2 separate regions of the Homo sapiens genome follow, and region 2 is linked to region 1. A link is an interaction called in ENCODE POLR2A ChIA-PET data of the cell type or tissue named here. Cell type or tissue: endothelial cell of umbilical vein. All regions are shown on one strand. Each heading gives the region's core, and the rest is flanking DNA. Links, peaks and the distances in the headings are about the cores only.

The links. Peaks named below come from ENCODE experiments on the same cell type or tissue, not always from the same donor. Only the 100,000 strongest peaks of a DNase experiment are listed, where the experiment ranks them.
Region 2: POLR2A ChIA-PET joins it to region 1 with 10 read pairs; 4 of 35 experiments call an interaction of 5 or more read pairs at or near these places.

The regions. Positions count from the first base shown.
Region 1 is chr11:9,959,380-9,970,431 of GRCh38, forward strand. It overlaps SBF2 (SET binding factor 2), which reads right to left. Exons shown (of 40, transcript NM_030962.4): 14 at 8,962-9,166; 15 at 4,394-4,503; 16 at 2,578-2,727. It also overlaps the pseudogene GLULP2. Among named protein-coding and RNA genes, the nearest start is that of LINC02709, 210 kb to the left of the region's middle. In endothelial cell of umbilical vein, for the core only: no CTCF peak of the experiment used is centred there; no DNase peak of the experiment used is centred there.
Region 2 is chr11:9,833,311-9,844,362 of GRCh38, forward strand. It overlaps SBF2 (SET binding factor 2), which reads right to left. Exons shown (of 40, transcript NM_030962.4): 25 at 9,315-9,460; 26 at 6,188-6,386. LOC101928008 (a long non-coding RNA gene) reads left to right here and starts at 5,832. Exons shown (of 3, transcript NR_120539.1): 1 at 5,832-5,966. It also overlaps the pseudogene RNU7-28P. In endothelial cell of umbilical vein, for the core only: no CTCF peak of the experiment used is centred there; no DNase peak of the experiment used is centred there.

The DNA of each region.
Region 1 (11,052 bases), core at 1,149-9,148:
GTCTGTCCCCATGAGATTATATATTCCTGCTCCATGCCAAACCAGGGGTGCTGGTTGCTCACCATGTCCCTTATCCGTTTACAGGTGTGCCTCAAATTGGTCTCTGCAGGCTTTCGATTGCACTTGAAAACTTCACAGAACACCAGCTTGTGGAGGTCCTTGTGGAAGGGGTCCCAAAACATGGCAGCAGGCATGAGATACATGTCACTGTTGGAACCTTCAAAGTACTAGAGCCACCAAAATTCTACTCAGGTAACTCTTCCACACGCTTGGGTTCACTTGCAGCGCAGTCTTGCTTGAGTACCATCGATTCAGATATACATGGCCTGGACTTTCTCACCCTGAGGTAGGGACATGTACACCTGCTTGACGCCTCTGTTTAAGTGGGAGCTTGCTGAGATGGTCATGGTGGAAGGTGTTCTGGGCACTGAGCAGGCGGGTAGGTAAAGGTAGGCTGCGAGAGTGAGGAGAGGAGAGAGGAGGGGAGGCCACTGTGCGCTCAGAAACTCTGCTCTTCTCCCATTCTCGGCTCTGCCTTTTAAGATACTTAAATCTTTTGCTCATTTTCAAGTTAGGTTGTCTTTTTGAAAAAATACTGATTTGTAGGGTTTTTTCTTTTTTAAAGAGATGGGGTCTTGATAAGTTGTCTAGGCTGGAGTTCAGTGGCTATTGATAGGCGCAATTATAGTGTACTGCAGCCTAACTCCTGGGCTCATGTGATTCTCCTATCTCAGCTACCTGAGTAGCTGGGACTATAGATGCACACCACCATGCCTGGCTTATAGTTCTTGTAATCGGAGCATTAACCTCTCTCTCTGAGGTTTATGTTTTCCCTCTCTCTATGGTATCTTTTAATGAACAGAAGTTCTTAATTTTAATGTAGTCAAATTTATCAATCTTTTCTTTTAACATTGGCACTAGTTGTGACTAGTTTAACAAATCTTTCCCTACCCCAAATTCATATGGATATTTCCTGTATTATGTTTGAAAACTTTTAAGCTTTATAGATTAGCTTTTTTTGGCTCTTCATATTTAAGTCTTTAATACATGTGGAAATGATTCTTGTGTGTGGTGGGAGGTATCTATGCATTTTTTGTATCAATGGTATGTTATGTGTACATGTCCCAGCACTATTAATTGAACTGCTCATCTTTTCACTGCTGGTGCCAATTTTGCCATAAATCGTGTTTCCATATATGTGTGCATTTGTTTCTGGGCTTTCTATTTTATTCTGTTGGTCAATTTGTTTATAAGTGTGCCAATTCTACACTGTCTTAAATAATAATAATTATTATTATTTTTTGAGACGGAGTTTCGCTCTTTCACCCAGGCTGGAGTGCAGTGGCACGATCTCAGCTCACTGCAACCTCCGCCTTCTGGTTTCAAGTGATTCTCCTGCCTCAGCCTCCTGCGTAGCTGGGATTACAGGCGCCTGCCATCAAGCCTGGCTAATTTTTGTATTTTTAGTAGAGATGGGGTTTCACCATGCTGGCCAGGCTGGTTTTGGACTCCTGACCTTGTAGTCTGCCCACCTCGGCCTCCCAAAGTGCTGGGATTACAGGCATGAGCCACTGTGCCTGGCCAAATAATATAATCTTAAACTAAATTTTTGATACCTGACAAGGTAAATTGCTGTGCTTTGTTGTTTTTCTTTAGGAGTATATTGGTAATTTTAAGGCTTTTATTCTTCTGTTTAAGGTTCTGATAGGAATTGCATTGTCTCTGTAGATTGTTTTGGGGAGAATTGATATCTTTAACATATTGAGTCTTCCATTCCATACAAATGATACATTTTCTCATTTATTTAGGCCTTGTTTCTTTCATAAATTTGATTAATTATATCCTATAATTCTTGCTTTCCAATGTACCAATATTTAACATGCATTTATTTACTTTGTCTGGAGTCCCACGGATGATCTTTGAAGTCTTAATATTTAATTACATTTCCACCTTGTGCAAAATGTTTGAGAAAGGAACTTTACATTACCTCTCAACAGAATGCCAATGTCATAGACTCTCTAACAAGGGAGGCAGGATGAGGAAACAAGATTATTAGCTTCTCCTAAATTGTCCTCACTGTTTTGTGGGAAGTTTGTTTCTGAAAGATCATACACACATTTTGAAGCCAAGTGGAAATTTTGTTGTTGTGCTTTACAAACACAAAGTACTTAAATACTTAATTAAGTAATTCATTTATCGTTTGGATTATCCACCATTCATTGTCCTCTGCTTGGACAACTGAAAACTGACTGAAAAGGGCTGATGTGACTATAGACATTAAGTAATATATAACTGAATGCTTTAAAGATGACTTTTCATTTTCAAAGAACTTGCTTATATTACAGAACTAGTAAAATAATCTAGCATTTTCAAAGAGAAAACAAAGAAAGAACAAAAACTCTTAATATTTATGCCAAGTAATAAAAAAGTATTTGACAGAAATGATAGAGATACTGACGCTTCATCCTATTAGCTGTGGTAGGCTCAAGAACTGATATATTGGTAATTACAAAATATTCTGGAAAAATGAAAAGTATTCTCAAATAAGAGGAATAATCTGAAAGAACTACAAATTACCTGTAGAGTACAATTCATCATCCTTATTATGTAGTCAAACTGTTGATGGTCTAATATTGCCCGGTTTTGCTGGACATGCAAACCCAATTCATCAGTGAGACACTGTCTTGCTGCCTTTCCTTTAAGGGCTCTGAGTGCAGCAGGAAGGGTCTGAGGACAAGAGAGGTACAAATGACCAAATGGTACCACTGGGGGAAACAACAACTTTCAAACAATCATCCTGAAAATTCAAACGCATCCTATAATTTATTTAACATAGTTATTAGTAAAATTAAACTCCTAGGGAATAGGTGATTTATTATTAAGACAATTATAAAATAGATTTGTGGTTATTTTTATATGTAAACCAGCAAGAAATATAAGATAATTATGTGATAAATTGAAAAACATTTAATTTCACTATTTTTCTTCAAGTTAACAAAACTTTGGTTACCAAATTGACTGTTGCTTCAGATCATGAGTCAAAGCCATAGATACGTAAGACACCTTTCTATAACTAGTAAATTTTCCATGGCAAGAACAGAAAGAAAAATTAAAACAATAAGAAATACAAGTGATTTCATACTTTTAAACTGGTTGGCTGCTTAATCACTATTCAGCTTTAAATTATGACTGAAAAGTTCTACAATCTCTTCTCATTTAAATATCATAAAAAAGGAAAGAAAAAGGACTCGGAGTTGCAAAAACAGATATCTCTAGGTGTATGCATTAAAACTCTTTTCGCTTTACAACAGGCACATCCATAAAGATGCCTCCTTCAGTTCACCATGTAGGACTTAGTTAATTTACTTCACATATAATAATAATAAGCTTATTTAGCTAAAAAATCAGAACAAAGGAGAAAACAAGAAGTAGGAGGGCATGATATCACTAAAGGTGGGTATAAGAAATAGGATGTGAAAGTTGAAAGCAAAAGAAGTGAAAGACTTCAACTCTAAGAAAACATAGAAACCAAAAAGCACAAAATGTAAAGAGCACTGGGTCAGTCAGTGTAAAGGTAAACATTTCTACATGCTTTAACCAACCCCTGAAAATAGATATTCAGAACTATGACAATGAGTCAGTAAGAAAGGGTTACATTATGTTCAGCATGTTTCATTGAAGAAGGCAAGAAAACATGCTCTAAGGAGGCACATTTAAGTTCAATACTACAGTTCCTATAATTCATTACATATTCTAACTAGATTCTTTGCAATACATAAAATTATATTAAAATGTTAAGTTTTGGCCAAGCATGTTGGCTCATACATGTAATCCCAGCACTTTGGGAGGCTGAGGCGGCTGGATCACTTGAGGGCAGGAGTTCAAGACCAGTCTGGCCAACATGGTGAAACCCCATCTTTACTAAAAATACAAAAATGAGGCGGGCGCAGTGGTGCGTGCCTGTAGTCCCAGCTACTTGGGAGGCTGAGGCAGGAGAATCGCTTGAACTTGGGACGTAGAGGCTGCAGTGAGCCAAGATCATGTCACTGTACTCCAGCCTGGGTGACAGAGCAAGACTCTGGCTCCAAAAATAAAAATAAAATGAAAAAAATTTTAAGTTTCTAAGTAATATCCCAAAATAGTGTTTTGTGAACAATGTTTAAAAGTTTGACAGAAAAAATTACTATGAATATATTTCTGGTGGTCATATAATTAAGCTTGGCCCAACAGCTTTAAATCTTAGACACTATTCATTTAAAATGATCCAAACAATGAGAGGATACTTTATTAGGAAAAGGGATAGAATTAAAGAAGAGAGAAGCTGGTAACCTCAGCACGTAAATCTGAAAGGGAAATGATAAATGCTTACTTGGGAAAGATCACATTTTATTACCTTTTCAGTTTCCAAAATTTTATTTTCAAATATGAATGAGATACAGTTTCTGACAACTTCTAGTCTTTGTGCACTGTTGAAAACTGTCGTCACCTTGTCCATTATCGAAACTAGTAAAAGAATATAAAGAAAGCACAAATAAATTAAACTTCTTTGGTAATTACAAAAGCAAAGAGACTACTACTTTAAGACTGTAGGTTGGGCGTGGAGGCTCACACCCGTAATCCCAGCAATTTGGGAGGCTGAGGTGGGATGATCCCTTGAGCCCAGAGGTTTGAGACAAGCCTGGGCAACATAGCAAGACCCTTGTCTACAAAAAATACAAAAATTAGCCGGGCATGGTGTCTTGCACTGTAATCCCAGTGACTCGGGAGGCTGAGGTCGGAGGATCACTTGAGCCCAGGAGTCCAAGTCTGCGGTGAGCTAGGACAGCACTACTGAACTGCAGCTGGGTGACAGAGTGAGACCACATCTCTTATTAGAAAACAAACAAAAACTGTTGATATGACCTACACCTTATTTTTTCCCTTATTACAGAGCATTGAAAGTATTCCATATCATTATTTTGATTACATGTTCCAGTGTTGAAGTATCAGGCTAGCTGATTAATAATTTCACAGGGTAGATTCTAATGAGACACTTAACTTTTATGCAAACTAATTCACATTGCAAAGTAAAATTATATTAAACAAAGGCAAACATCTATTTTAAACTTTGTTTACAACTAGTAATATTGTTAATATTTCTAAGATATTACCAAAGAAAAACTACATTCCACAAAATATTAGATATTACACATTTGAGTAGAGGGGACTTGAAAGAAAGTAGTGCAAACAAAGAGAAACGATCATGATCAATGAACTGTTACACTGGCTTAGGAAAGTCACTTTTTAGTCATGCAAACCTAGCACCTTTCACCTTTTACCATAGGGTTAGAAAATTCTAGTGTATTACCTAGGCTACTAAGCTAGTTACCTAAATAAATTTAACTTATTAAAATAATATTAGAAGGATATAAATGAAAGTAGTATTTATATAAAATTTATACTTTCACAAAGAACTATACTATGCCATTTGTTTAAATGAGGTAGTATCAATAGTTTTTTTTTGCATAAATTTAAGGGGTACAAGTGCAGCCTTGTCACATGGACATACTGCATAGTGGTGAAGTCTGGGCTTTTAGTGTATCCATCAACCAAAATGATGTATATTGTAGCCATTAAGTAATTTCTCATCCCTCACTCCCTTCCCACCCTCCCAGCCTTCTGAGTCACCAGCGTCTTATTATTCCACACTTGATGTCCATGTGTACACATTATTTAGCTCCCATTTATAAGTGAGAATAGTATCAATGGTTCTCAAGCCAAAAAGACTACTTATATTTTATGGCTACTCTTTGGATTCTAAAGGCACAATCCCTTCACCTTCTCCCATACCTAAGAAGAAAGACTATCATATTTTACTCATTAGCATTCCTTTCATCTCATCAATACAAAACCTATATTCGTCAAATAATGTTTTAAACTTTTTTTTTTTTTTTTTTTTTGAGACAGAGTTTCACTCTTATTGCCCAGGCTGGAGTGCAATGGCACGATCTCGGCTGCCTCCCAGGTTCAAGTGATTCTCCTGCCTCAGCCTCCCAAGTAGCTGGGATTACAGGCATGCGCCACCACACCCGGCTAATTTCGTATTTTTAGTAGAGACAGCGGTTCTCTATGTTGCTCAGGCTAGTCTTGAACTCCCGACCTCAGGTGATACGCCGACCTCGGCCTCCCAAAGTGCTGGGATTACAGGTATGAGCCACCGCGCCCAGCCTTAAACTTTTTAATAAAACTAATTATATGCTCACAATAAGCTGCAAATGTAATACAAAGAAGATCTTTGTACTCATCACCCAGCTTCCCCCTATGGTGACATCTTTCATAATTATGCTTTATTAGGATCAGGAAAACAACTGGCATAATACAATGAATGAGACTATAGACCTTACTTGAATTTTACCAGTTTTCTTCAAATCATTTTTAATCATGTAACATTAATTTCCTGGTTAAACTGATTATTTCACGTGACTTTTCTCTCTGAAATGCTCATTCATAATTGTGGGCTCTGGTGCTTCCCACACACATAGGTTGGTGGCATTAACTGAAAATCTATCTATATTAGAATAGAAAACTTACAATCTCCAATTAATAACACACTTTATTGAGAGAGCAATGTGTTTATGTTTATAAACTTTTAAATCTAAAATATCTTTAGCAGTATTTTAAATTTTCTTTAGGCTGAGTTATTAGAAAAAAACATATTTTCTTTTTCTTTTTCTTTTTTTTTTGTGAGACAGAGTCTTGCTCTGTCACCAAGGCTGGAGTACAGTGGTGCGATCTTGGCTCACTGCAACCTCTGCCTCCTGGGTTCAAGTGATTCTCCTCCTGCCTTAGCCTCCCAAGTAGCTGGGACTACAGGTGCATACCACCACGCCTGGCTAATTTTTTGTATTTTTAGTAGAGATGGAGTTTCACCGTGTTGGCCAGGCTGGTCTTGAACTCCTGACCTCAAGTGATCCGCCCACCTTGGCTTCCCAAAGTGCTGGGATTATGGGCGTGAGCCACCACGCCCAGCCAGAAAACATATTTTCTTGTAATAAATATGTTTACTATCTGGAATTTTTTTCCTTTGGAGAATCCAACCTAATTCACATTTTATACATGCATCTAATTAACCAACTTCAAAATATATCAAGAAAAACAGGAAAAACTGAAAAATAGGGAATTCTGCTATTATAATGGGAGACTTTAATATTTCTTCCTCAATAGCTGAAAAAAAGACAAAAGTTAGTAAAGGAAGACAACTCACAGAATGGGGAAAAATTAGCAAATAATATATCTGGTAGGGGACTTATATATAGAATATAGAGAGTATGCTTACAACTCAATAATAAAAAGGCAAATAGCCCAATTTCAAAATGGGCAAAGAGACAGTGAAATGACCAATAGCACATGAAAAAATGTTCAGTATCAGTGGCTGAAATTAGAACGAAAGAAATCTAAAATGGCACGACCGCTTTGGAAAATGGTTTGGCAGCTCCTCAAAACATTAAACATAGAATTACCATATGACCCAGCAATTCCAATCCTAAGTATACATCCAAGAGAACTGAAAACATATCTACACAAAATCTTGCACATAAATGTTCACAGCAGCATTATTCATAATAGCCAAAATGTAGAACCAACTCAAATATCCATCAATTGATGGATAAATAACCAATGTGATATATATCCAAACAACGGAGTATTATTCAGACATTTAAAAATAAATGAGGCCTGGCACAGAGGCTCACGCCTGTAATCCCAGGACTTTGGGAGGCCGAGGAGGGCAGATCACGAGGTCAGGAGGTCAAGACCATCCTGGCTAACACAGTGAAACCCCGTCTCTACTAAAAATACAAAAAAATTAGCCGGGCCTGGTGGCGGGCGCCTGGAGTCCCAGCTACTCAAGAGGCTGAGGCAGGAGAACGGTGTGAGCCCGGGAGGCGGAGCTTGCAGTGAGCCGAGATTGCTCCACTGCACTCCAGCCTGGGTGACAGAGCGAGACTCCGTCTCAAAAAAAAAAAAAAAAGAAACGAAATGCTGATACATGCTACAACATAGACGTACATTGGAAATATTATGCTAAATGAAAGAAGCCAGTCATAAAAGATTACATTTTGTATAATTCTATTTATATAAAATGTCCAGAATACGTAAAGCTATGAAGACAGAAAGTAGATTACTGTATAAGGCTGGGGAGAAGGTGGTTTGGGGAGGAAATGGGGAGTGACTGCTAATAGGTGTGAGGTTTCTATTTAGGTTATAAAAACATTCTTGCCGGGTGCAGTGGCTCACGACTGTAATCCCAACACTTTGGGAGGCCAAGGTGGGCGGATCACCTGAGGTCGGGAGTTCGAGACCAGCCTGACTAACATGGAGAAACTCTGTCTCTACTAAAAATACAAAATTAGCTGGGCGAGGTGGCACATGCCTGTAATCCCAGCTACTCAGGAGGTTGAGGCAAGAGAATTGCTTGAACCCAGGAGGCAGAAGTTACGGTGAGCCGAGATCACACCATTGTACTCCAGCCTGGGCAACAAGGGTGAAACTCAATCTGTCTGTCTGTCTGTCTGTCTGTCTGTCTGTCTGTCTCTCTCTCTCTCTCTCTCTCTCTATATATATATATATATATAAAATATATATATATTCTCAAATTAAATAGTAATAATGGTTGAATGAGTCTGTAAATATACTAAAAATCATGGGATCGCACATTTTACATTGGTGAATTTACAGTATGTAACATATCTCAATAAAGCTGTTATTAAAAAAAGAAAAGATTCTATAGTGGCAGTGGTTGGGTTATGATTACCCTTTTTGGGAGGCAGTGAATGAAACAGTTTCTGAGTATTGATAATGCTCTGATTCTAGCTACAGGAGTTTGTTCACTTTGTGAAAATTCATCAAATTGCACACTTTTCCTTTTTGGGTCTTACATCCTTATAAACAGTTTACTTTTAAAACAGACAGACAAATACATACCAACAGGTGGACCTGCTGGCACAACACATTTCTTTTCTATTCGTGTGGCAGGAGGTGCATTCTGGTTCTTAGCAACATTTTCCTGTATTAATTCCTGAACCCGGGCTTCATTAATCTCTGGGAAAGGAAGAATATGAACTCGCAAATGGGATCCTTCTGTTGGCCGTGGAACTTTCTGGAATGCCATATGAGGATTTGGATTCTCCTGTAATATCAGACATAGGTAAAATTACTCCAAGTTAAAATAACAATGGCAGATCACCAGGAAGGGAGTGGGAGCTTACAGGGACACGAGCTGGGTAGTTATACATACATTCATATATACGCCATAAAACATGAAGTACCAAAATCTTACTTCTTCTTACATGCTCTATCAGCAGCATCTGATACAGCTTGGCATCTGTCTTCCTCTTCCATGAACACTTTCTTTACTTGGTTTCTAGGTCTTCTTGCTACATCTTTGTCTATTTCTCATCTCCCTAATCCCTTAACAATGTGAATATCTCAGGGCTCAGTCCTTGGGTCTTTTTTCTATTAACATTCATTCCTTGGTGATCACTTCCAGTCTCCTATCTTTAAACCATAAAAATACCAACAATTCACAAGTTTTTTTCTTTAAACAAGTTTTCTCCTAAACCCCATACCCACATGTTTAACTCTCTATACAATATTTTCACTTGGATTTTTTAAAAAATTCTAAACCTATGTCCAGAATGCAGCTCTTAATCTTCACCCACCTCTATCCCTGCTTTCTTCAGTCTTCCTCACATCAGTAAATGGCACATTTATTTTTTCCAATCATTTAGACAAAAAGCTTAGAGTTATCTTTAATGCCATTCTCTAACACCCAACTATCCATTCCTCTGCAGATCTTGTGGACTTGACCTTTAAAATGTTTACAACTTGGCCAGTTTCACAACACTTTGGTTCAAGTCAACACCTCACGTTACAGCAATACAACAGTCTCCTAGTCTCCCTGCTTCCACCTGTACTCCTTCATTCAACACTGCAGACTATGTGATCTAGTTAAGAGTATGTCAGTTCATCACATAACCGTTCTGTTCATTCCAATGGCTTGTCATCTCACTCACAATAAAACCCAAAGTTCTTAAAACAACTTACAACACCCTACAAGATCTGGCCTTTCTATATGATGTGTCCTGCCATGATTTCTTTCATTTTTTTCTGCTCTAGACACACAGAACTTCTTGTTCCTGACTCAAAGCCTTTGCACTTAACTGTTCTCTCTGCCTGGAATGCCTGTGCCCCATGAATCTGTACAGCATCCTCCTTCCTTTCTTGCATTTCTTAGCTCAAAAGCCACCTTTCCCAATCACCTTATCTTAAATTATACTCTCTTCCCCAACACACTCCCTATCCCTGTTATATTTTTCTCTATATCACTTATCACTCTCTCACATACTTTACATTTTATTTAACTTGTTTATTGTCTATCCTTCTCTCCATAAAATAAAGCTCCATGAGAGTAGACGTATACCTACTGCATCTAGAAACTGCCTGGCACACAGCAGGCACTCTAAAGCTCTTCCCACTGCATCTTAATGAGGGGGACACAATGCTGAACACACATAAGGATTGCAAGAATTGAATTAAATGTGTCAGCTAATATTTTTGTAGACTCTTTGGGTTGGCATGAACTTTTTAGTCATCTAGTTAAGCAGGATTAGATCTCAAACACTCCAGGTAGAATGGAATCCATTCTTTCATAAAGTTCTCTAGGGAAGGCTGCTTTACAACTATTCTTGACCAATTCTAACACTTATTCTTTGCGACCAGAAAATTCCTTATTCCCACTGAACTTATGTTATTCATGCTGTAGATTAAACTCAATACTATCCCATATATCCTATTTTTTTTTTTTTTTAGACGCAGTCTTGCTCTGTCGCCCAGGCTGGAGGGCAGTGGCGTGATCTCGGCTCACTGCAAGCTCCACCTCCCGGGTTCACACCATTCTCCTGCCTCAGTCTCCCGAGGAGCTGGGACAACAGGGCCCACCACCACGCCCGGCTAATTTTTTGTATTTTTAGTAGAGACAGGGTTTCACTGTGTTAGCCAGGACGGTCTTGATTT
Region 2 (11,052 bases), core at 2,093-10,092, 130 kb before region 1:
AGGCAGGTTTCAGAGTCATTTCTTTTTTTTAGTTTAATTAGAAATATTACACAAAACAGATTTTATATTTATAACCTCCTAACCACTAATCCTATATCTTTTTTTTGGTGATTTTTTTTTTTTTTTTTGAGATGCAGTCTCGCTCTGTCGCCCAGGCTGGAGTGCAGTGGCACGATCTCGGCCCATTGCAAGCTCCGCCTCCCGGGTTCACGCCATTCTCCTGCCTCAGCCTCCCGAGTAGCTACGACTACAAGCGCCTGCCACCATCCCTGGCTAATTTTTTGTATTTTCAATAGAGACGGGGTTTCACCGTGTTAGCCAGGATGGTCTCGATCTCCTGACCTCGTGATCTGCCCACCTTGGCCTCCCAAAGTGCTGGGATTACAGGCATGAGCCACCGTGCCCAGCTGGTGATTTATAAATTTTGGGAAAATATACCTAACATAAAATTTATCATGCTATCCTTTTTTTTTTTTTTTTGAGATGGAGTTTCACTGTTGCCCAGGCTGGAGTGCAATGGCGTGATCTCAGCTCACCGCAACCTCTGCCTCCGGGGTTCAAGCAATTCTCCTTTCTCAGCCTCCTGAGTAGCTGGGATTACAGGCATGTGCCACCACGCCTGGCTAATTTTGTATTTTTAGCAGAGACAGGGTTTCTCCATGTTGGTCAGGCTGTCTCGAACTCTCAACCTCAGGTGATCCACCTGCCTCGGCCTCCCAAAGTGCTGGGAGTACAGGCGTGAGCCACTGCGCCCGGCCCATGGTATCTTTTTATTTATTTTATTTTTTATTTATTTTTTGAGACACAGTTTCGCTCTTGTTGCCTAGGCTGGAGTGCAATGGTGCGATCTTGGCTCACTGCAACCTTCGCCTCCTGGGTTCAAGCAATTCTCCTGCCTCAGCCTCCTGAGTAGCTGGGATTACAGACATGTGCCACCACACCTGGCTAATTTTGTATTTTTAGTAGAGATGGGGTTTCTCCATGTTGGTCAGGCTGGTCTCGGACTCCTGACCTTAGGTGATCTGCCCGCCTCGGCCTCCCAAAGTGCTAGGATTCATGCTATCCTTTTTTATGTGTACAAACCAGTGGCATTTAGTACATTCCCAATGTTATGCAACTACCACCACTATCCATTTCCAGAACTTCTTATCCCTTATCTTGATAAGAACCAGTGCTGACAGGAGGGAAAGGAAATCTAGTTTATGGTCACATAAATCATAACCTTCAACTACTTTACTGAATGCCAAATTAACTTTCCATACTTAACCAATGATAACTTGGAAGCATTCTGAAAGCCTAGGGCTTTGGTGATCTAGGAAGCTGTGGCCTGAATTTTTGTAATACCACAAACTGATGAAAAGACCAAGCTATAGACATAATCACTCATGAAGACTGAAAAGGCAGTTCCATAATTAGGACCCTCTATCTCCACTTGAATATCAGTTTTTCCCAACTTGCTTCAAGATACAATGTGTATTAGACAGGGAAATAATGTTTAATGGTTCCAGGAGCTACTTCAATAATCGGTAAAGAACGAGCACACTCCTTCACTCCCTGCCCCCTGTAGTGAGCCATCTCCTTCCACTGTGAATGAGCACTACACACAGACCATCCTCTGTTACATACAAGATCTATGGCTCTCTCCTGCTTCCTGACATGGGCTTGCATGACAGCTGGAGAGCCCCTCATGCTGGGGCAAATTGTGTGAAGCCTAAAGACCAAGAGAAGCTACTCCCAGTACCAGTCTCATTTCGTAATGAAAGATATCAATTTCCCTGCCACCCATCCTAACCCACTACTCAGAGCCTTCAGCTCTGGGCTCCACAGTTAACTCTCAAGAGGTAGACTAGGCTTCAGAAGCTGTTGTGGAAACTTTTTAATTCAAGCATAATTCACATACAAATGCTCAAAACCTAGGTGATATCACTACCACCTAGGTCAAGAAATTGACCACTACAAGCATCCAAGATCTAGTATTTCCTCCAAGTCACTATTTATTCTTCTTTCTTAAAGATTACCACTATCCTGCCTGGCATGGTGGCTTACACCTGTAATCCCAGCACTTTGGGAGGCCCAGCTGGGAGGATGGCTTGAGCCTAGGAGTTTGAGACCAGCCTGGGCAACATAGTGAGACCTCTTCTCTACAAAAATAAATAAATAAAATAAAAAGAAAATTAGACAGGTTTGGTGGCATGCGCCTAGTCCCAGCTACTCAGAAAGCTGAGGTGGAAGGATCGCCTGAGCCAGGGAGGTTGAGGCTGCAGTGAGTTGGAATCACATCACTGCACTCCAGCCTGGGAGACAGAGCAAGACCTTGTCTCAAAAAAAAAAAAAAAAGATTACTACTATCCTGACTAACAATGTGGATGAATTTTGCTTCTTTTTGAATTCTAGATAAAGGGAATCAACAGAGTTTATTCTTTCATGTTTGGCTTCTTTTGCTCAATATTATGTTTATGAGATCCATCCGTGTTATTTGTACTCACGTGTAGTTTGTTCATTTTCATTACTGTATTTCACTGTGTGAGTATGATACCATTTATCTATTCTCTTGTTGATTTTGAGTAGTTTCTAGTTTTTTTAATTATTAAGAATGTTGCCATGAACATTCTTGTAGATGTCTTTTGGGAGCACATATGTATTTCTGTTAGAAATTCTACTCCACCTAAGAGGAGAATTTCTAGGAATTAGGTTATGAATATGTTCAGTAGATGTTTAAATGTTTAGACAGCATTAGACAACTTTCCAAAGTTATTTAACCAATTTATAGTCCTTTTTACTCTCTTGATGATATCTCCTGATATACAGAAGTTCTAAATTTATCAATTTTTTACTTTATAGATAATGTTTTTCCTATCCCAAGAAATCTTTCCCTATACCTCAAGGTCATGGAGACATTCTCTTATCTTCTAGAAGCTTTATTGTTTTAAGCTTATTTGCTTTAACCTTAATAACAAACCTATTGTTTTATTGTTTTAACCTTTTACATATAGATCTATAGGTCAATGGGAATAGGTCAAGATTAATTTTTCCCAGCATCCTTTATTGAAAAAACATCTTCTATCCACTGCTCTTAAGTGTTATTTTTATCTTAAATCAAGTATCCACATATGTTGGGGTGTTTCTGTTTAATATATTCCCTATTTTGCTCCACTGGTCCGTTTGTCCATTCTTGTGTCAGTCCTATACTGTCTTAATTACTGTAGCTTTATAAAAACTCTTGACATCCTATAGTATTATTCTGTAAGACTATCTTGGCTACTCTGCCTTCCACATTTTTATGTAACTCTTAGAATTACCTTTTCAGTTTCCATTAACATTTTGCTGAGATTGGGACTGATTCTATAGAACAATTTCAGGAAATTCAGTTTTAGAATACTGAATATTCTAATCTAAGAACCTGAAATATCTACTTATTTAGCTCTTCAATGATCTTCAATATTGTTTTAAGTATTCCATGTAGAGGTCTTGCACTGGTTATTAGATTCATCCCTAAGTAATGTTTTTTAGTGCTACTGTAAATAGTAGGAATAATACCAAAATAGCATCACTTTTTGAAAATTTCATTTTGTAATAATGTTTTTAGTATATATATAATTATTGTAAATGACCTTGTACTAGTGACCTTATCAGTGACCTTGTACTAAATCCACTTAATAATTTTAAAAGTTTATTGGCAGATTCCTACAGATTTTCTACATGTGCATTTTGGTCATCTGTGAGTAATGGCAGTTTTATTTCTTTCTTTTCAATTTTTATACCTTTTATTACTTTTCTAGTCTCTTTGCACTGCCTAAGACCTCTAGTACAACACTGAATAGAAATGGTGATAATGGGCATCCTTGTCAGGATTTCAGAGAAAAAGCTTTTAATATTTTATTTATTTCTAAGATAAGTAATTTCCTGTGTAGGATTTTTAAGACAGAAGATTAAGGAGCTACCCACTGTTCCACTGTAGACTTCTCTGAGGCCTTCAGGGCGCTACTCATGGGAGCTCATTCTTACTCTCTTTTGCTGAGAGCTTTTTTCTAAAGATCACAAATGTGACAAAAAATACAGAATTTACATAAATAAATTTACATAAATAAAACTCATAAGTGTACTTTGCATTTGCAAAATGCTTATCTTTATATAATAAACTTCTTTTTAATTCTGTTAATGTGGTAAATTACACTGACTGATTTTCAGATGTGAAACCAGTACTCTATTCCTACAATAAACTCCACTTGATCTTAATGAATTGCTGTGTGTAAAATAAACCTTTTGTCATTATCAACCATCCTTTCTTACTGCTTTTAAAGTCTACTTTGATATTCATATAGTGACAACAACTTTTTTTAAAGGTAGTTTTGCGTGGTATATTTTTTCTATCCTTTTACTTTCTACCTTTTTATATACTTGTATATTAGATTTGTCCCTTAAAAGCAGCAGAAAGCTTTTTTTTTGGAGACGGAGTGTTGCTCTGTCACCAGGCTGGAGTGCAGTAGCTTGACCTCGGCTCACTGTAACCTCCACCACCAGGGTTCAAGTGATTCTCCTGCCTCAGCCTCCCAAGTAGCTGGGACTACAGGCACAAGCCACCATGCCCAGCTAATTTTTGTATTTTTAGTAGACACAGGGTTTCACCATGTTGGCCAGGATGGTCTCCATCTCTTGACCTCGTGATCTGCCTGCCTCGGCCTCCCAAAGTGCTGGGATTACAGGCGTGAGCCACTGAGCCCAGCCACTTTTTTTTTTTTTTTTTTTTTAAAGCAAACCCTGATCTCTTTCTTTGAATTGGAACATTTAGTCAATTAATAATTAATGCAATTATGGATATATTTGAATTTAAATCTACCATCTTACTACTTGTTATTTATTCCATTTGTTCTATGTCCCCTTTTTTTTCCTTTCTTGCCTTCTTTTGGATTATTTTTTATTATTCCATTTCCTTCCTGCTAATAACTTAATGGATATATATTACTTTTTACCATCATAAATGCTTTATAACCAGTGTTCTAATAAGTCATCTATTAAAATTTTATTTTACTTCTGACAGATTGGAATGATAAATGAGTCTGTTTTCTCAATGGCTGGCATAATTTTGATAGCAAACTTTCCAAACAGCAGGACATCACACCCCGACAACATGACTCATCTTCAGAGAAAATTTAGTTAGAATGACGGAGAATTCCAGAAAAATTACTGCATACTCAGAGTGCCAATTTTTCAGAACTTCATGCAAAATGTTTATTTGGCCACAATCTCAAAACTATATTCCCAACTTGTTTCTGAAGTTTCATATTAATATTTGTAAACTTAAATTGCCATTTAAAATGACATATCTATCTTCAAGAGCAACAGGGTTGAAAGTAACATTAAGATAACTTTCTAAAATATGTACAAAGCTTACAATTTACAAAGTGATTTCAGAGCTGTTTAAGCAGGAATTTATAAATGCAAAGAAAAATCTTACCTGGAGATGAAAATGACTAAACTTGTGGATGGTGAAAATGTAATTTTAGAAAATATATATTTACATATAGTAAAGCATGGAATAAGACTCAACATATTTGAAAAACAGTGAGAGATGACAAGAACTGAAAAAAGAAAATGCCTCTTTATTTACATCCTTTAAGTAATATTCCCTTGAAAACATTCCAATTAGACCGCATAAGAAAGCCTTGCCTACACCTGGGTCAGCAAATTATAGCCTGTGGGCCAAAACTGGCCATGCCTACTCATTTCCTTACTGTCTGTGGCTGCTTTTGCGGCACAGTTGAATAGCTGCAACAAGAGACTCTATGGCTCATAAACTGAAAATATTTACCAACTGACCCTTTATAGAAAGAGTTTGTGGCTCCCCAGCCTACAAAAGACTTTCATGTCCTCTATTGGGCTGGGAAAATCCTGTTCTTCAAGTTATCTTTAGTCATGCTAGAAAAGAAGCAAACTGGGAAGAGAAAGACAAGAGAAATTCATAGGGGGTGAGTACTTTACCTTTCACCTTCTCACCTACTAGAGGTACTTTCAGTAAGGTAATTGTTCCGAGAATGCCAATGAGATGCTTGCTCGTATCCTGGAGACCTTGTTCTTATTTTCAGGCATTTTTATCTATCTCAGGGCTATGGATGCAAATGGCCTATTAAAGATTCAAATAAGAAGAAAGGAAGGAAGACCTCTTTTTGGAGCCCACTGACACACTTACCTCCGGCAGAGTGAATACATCCTGTTGGAGGCAGTAATTCTAAAATACTCGGGTCTTGAACGGGAAGAGCTGCCACTTATGGTTCCTAAACCTAAACGCTGATAGTCTCTGAAACAAGCTTTTTCCACCAACTGTTCCATTGTAGACTTCTCGGAGGCCTTCAGGGTGGTACTTGTGGGGAGCTCACTCTCATCTGAAACTGTGATGGTAGAGACAGATATCGAAGAAATGATTAGCTCAAAGCAATTGAGGTCTTCAGGGTAGTACCTGTGGGGAGCTCACTCTCATCTGAAACTGTGATGGTAGAGACAGATATCAAAGAAATGATTAGCTCAAAGCAATTGAGGCCTTCAGGGTAGTACCTGTGGGGAGCTCACTCTCATCTGAAACTGGGATGGTAGAGACAGATATTGAAGAAATGATTAGCTCAAAGCACAGGATTAAAAACTTCCTTTTGGGCTGGGTGTGGTGGCTCACGCCTGTAATCCCAGCACTGGGAGGCTGAGGTGGGCGGATCACAAGGTCAGGAGTTCGAGAGCAGCCTGACCAACATGGTGAAATCTCATCTCTACTAAAAATACAAAAAATTAGCCAGGTGTGGCGGCAGGCACCTGTAATCCCAGCTACTCGGGAGGCTGAGGCAGGAGAATCACTTGAACCCGGGAGGTGGAGGTTGCAGTGAGCTGAGACCGTGCCACTGCACTCCAGCCTGGGCAACCGAGCGAGACTTTGTCTCAAACCCCGCCCCCAGCCGCAAAAAAAAAAAAAAACAAACCCGCTACTTTTGAAGAAGACTCTTACACCAAGACAGGTTTATATTAGGATGACAAGTATTATGTATATCACAAATTAAATCATGTAACTTCTGTGAGGAATCACACTTAAATAAACATAAATTAAAAGTGTAATGAATAGTCAAGAAATAAAATATCAGTAATTCAACTAAAAAATGTCAGGAAAATAATACCATTTAAATAATTTCTAAAAACAATATAATTTTGAATTCATTACCTACACTGTTCTGTTTCATGAAGGCTTGCTTATTGTCAAATTGCAGTGATTTCTATTTAGGACTCTATAAAAACACCCAAAGTTTGTCAGAGGCTAACCCATCAGTAAAATTTATCTTTCATAAAATCACTATACAAACTCATCATCCAGATTTCAGTTTACTTTTCAGACTATAAACTTTTATTAGAAATTTCTGGATTAACCAGAAGTTCACTAGAGGGAAAAATAACTTTATTTCCTCAGAGAGGTATAAAGGAGTTACACTTTTTTCCTGGAAATATTTTTGTTAGAGGATGTGGTGTACGTGGGAAATCCCCTCACAGTTTTACAATCACAGGTTACAGAATCCTTTACAATTTTAGATGTGGAAGAATTTACTCAATAATCAAATATTTTAGGGAGGCTTTTTTTTTTTTAAAGAACATTCCTAATTGGTACTGCATGTTCTAACTGGGGAAAAAAAAAATCCATGTTAAAAACTGTCCTAATTTACTTCCCTATTTATTTTGAAAGTAAGAGACATCAAATCAAGCTTTCAAAGTTTTTGAAAATGTACTCAAAGTACTAATGTGCAGGCAAAGATATGGCCCTCTTTCATTAAAATATATTTTAAAAAAGCAGAACATCAACAATTAAGTGTTTCAATTTGTGAACTTCAATTCATGTTTCCATTTGTGAACTTCACAATGCAATATCATCAGGTATCAATTCTGTGTTGGCCTTTAATTTTCAGAGGAGCAAAGAACATTATATAATTTGGTCTTTTAGTAGAATAATTATCATAGAATAATAGGTTTTGTTCCATGAAATATAAAAAAAATTGAGTTAGAAGAGTCAATAGTGATGGGTAGCGATAATATTTTTATGGTTTGACACATGACTGTGAAAAGATCAGGGTTCCAACAAATGGGTGTGGTGTTATTTCAGTGATATAATGGTGGGTATTTTCATTGCCCCAAAGGCAAGCTTGTATGTACATGTTCTCACCCAGGGCATGCATACATACATACAAAACCACATAGGTTCTTTTTTTTTTTTTTGAGGCAGAGTCTTGCTCTGTCCGACCCAGGCTGGAGTGCAGTGGTGCAATCTCGGCTCACTGCAACCTTCTCCTCCCAAGTTCAAGCAATTCTCATGCCTCAGCCTCCTGAGCAGTAGGGACTACAGGCGCATGCCACCATGCCTGGCTAAAATTTTGTATTTTCAGTAGCAACAGGGTTTCGCCATGTTGGCCAGGCTGGTCTCGAACTCCTGGCCTCAAGTGATCTGCCTGCCTCAGCCTCCCAAAGTGCTGGGATTACAGGCATGAGCCACTGCGCCTGGCCCACATAGGTTCTTTATCCCAGCAACTGAAAATGGAGACCGGTTAGCCAGTGCTTTCTCTGAAGATGAGGTTTCTTTTTTAAAATGTTGTTGTTGTTAGTAGTAGTTTTTGCAAAACCACCGGTGACTGATTCTAAGATCCTGAGGGGAAAAAAAGGGTGTAATGGCATTCTGCCTCCCATTATATCAGCTTCTCTGTAGTGCTGATTCCATAGCATATTTGATACTGGGTTAAGAATGGGAAACAGTCACTCAGAGATTTTGCTACTAGCTTTCTGCCTCTATTTTTCCCACTGAGAGATATTGTAGCTGTTCTTTCAAATATTTAGCAAGTATTTTTTCTTATGACCTAAGTATTCCTTCATCTTAGGTCCCCCATTTTGATTAAGAGCACCAACAATGTTCTTACCAAAAACTGAAATCTTCAACTTGAAATGTTCAATGTCCTTACCTTAAATTCTTATTCTAGAAGGATAAGATACAGGGGACTACTCTATACCTAAATTTCCCATGCAGTGGGGTTCCCTTCTTTCTTCTTTTAATGAGACACACATAAAAATGACCAATTAGCTGTATGAATTTAGTAAAGAAGTATAATTTAACAAAATATTACCTGAACAATGGGATATTGGGAAAATATTTTTCCCCCAGTTCTAAGAAGCTGGTAAGTGCTTCCATCTTCTCATGAGATCTAGGTTTTTGTGAATCAAGATGTAAGTGCAACTACATCTGAGTCTCTTATTCATATAAGAAATAAAGTTGAATAATGAAGGAAATTCAAGTTTTCACATACCAGATACATCATCATCTTCATTCCATCCAGGACGATTTACTCTTTCTTCCACAATTGTCCCTGTCTTCTTCTTCAGTAAATATTGCCGCCCAATTGTCATTTTCCCTGCCCTTTTGGCACCTTTCACAATTGTTTTTGAGAAGGTACTACAAGTCATAAAACCAAAGAGAATGTCAACTTAATATAAAAGCACTACTTGTATTGTTGACACCTACTTAGCTCAAATTGTTTCTTCTCCTTTCCCACAGCCACTACTGGTCCAGACTCTTGTTAAGCCTCTCCTTCTTTAGGTTACTTTTAATATGGCAGTAGACTAATTTCCCATAAAACACCACTGTCATCAGGATACTGTCTTAGGAAAAACGTGCAGGAAAATGTAAAGTGAGACACAAACTACTTATCACCCCAAATCTAAACTCCTTGGTTTAGCTTGTCGGGGAGGACTGCCCTGAACCCACTCTGGTTATCCTCATGCCACTGTCCCTACCACAGTTCCCACAAAGCATGCTTGTTGGAGTCCTCCTACATGGAAAGCCAGCCTGCCCACTTCTCTACTTACTCAAACTCTCTTTCTACCAACTCACAAGCCTTTCTTTGAGATCATATGGCCTTCATAGTTGGCAACACATTTGCTTATTTCTTAACTGTTTTAAGTGTGTATATGTGATGTCCTGACTCTAATTAGCTGTAAACTTTAAGAAGCATAGAAAAATAATATAATTCCCCTTTTTTGAAGGAGAAAAATAAGAAATCAGAAACTTGAGTATCCTTTTGAGAATCAGCTTTAATTAAAGGGAAACTAAGATGTAATGGACCTAGAAGTACTTTATTTATTCAAACAATTTAACCCTTCTTGCTGACAGAAAATCTAGGCAATCCAGAGAATTAAACAGAGAACCTATTTCCTGACTAATCAGATGGAGGTGAAGACTCTGAAGACTGTTCTTGATTATATTCTTCTCTATCACAAAGAACTCTTCTGGTGTTTTCTTGCCATTCAGTAAAAAGTGATAAGGCTTCTTTTATTATCAAATAGTTTCACCAGACTCCATCTTTAGTTATTTGCAATGTAAACCTGAAGGTTATGAAACATGTTTGAGATAACAGCTGGGAATCATAAAATACTGATATTTCCTAAATTAAACTTATTGTAAATCACTTGTGTAACTTTTATTTTTTAATTTTTATTAGTGGGCTTTCTGGCAAAAACTGGAAAGTCTGCTAGACAAATTCTAAAAGAGCTGTAACACTAGGTGTAACTTAAACTCAATGGGATTTTTGAAATTTTTTCCCAGCTAAAGCTATATATATCTTTTGTTTCATATACCCAGGCAACTCTTAAAATTTTTAAATTGCTACATCTCTGTTGCAGCTGATATAACAGGCTTGATACAGGTATATATTTCTGAAACTAATATAAATATACATGTTTCTGATAGTTTCTAAATGTAAAATACCACACAAAGCTTTGTCTCTTCCATTGAAGGCTGAGATAACAAACATCATAGGCTCCTCTCCGACCCTATGGTGCTAAGACAAGATGCTTGGTCCACTGCTGTAAATCCCTAGGAACTTGCTCATGCTTCAGCATACCATACCTGGATATTACCTGGTAAGCAAAGCTAGACAGGTGGCTAGCTGTGCAACTGAGAAATAATATACTGTCTGGAACCTCAAATTTTCTATAATCCCCAATCTACCCTTCTTTCAGGCAAAGGAAGGGCCTCTTTTCCAAAGT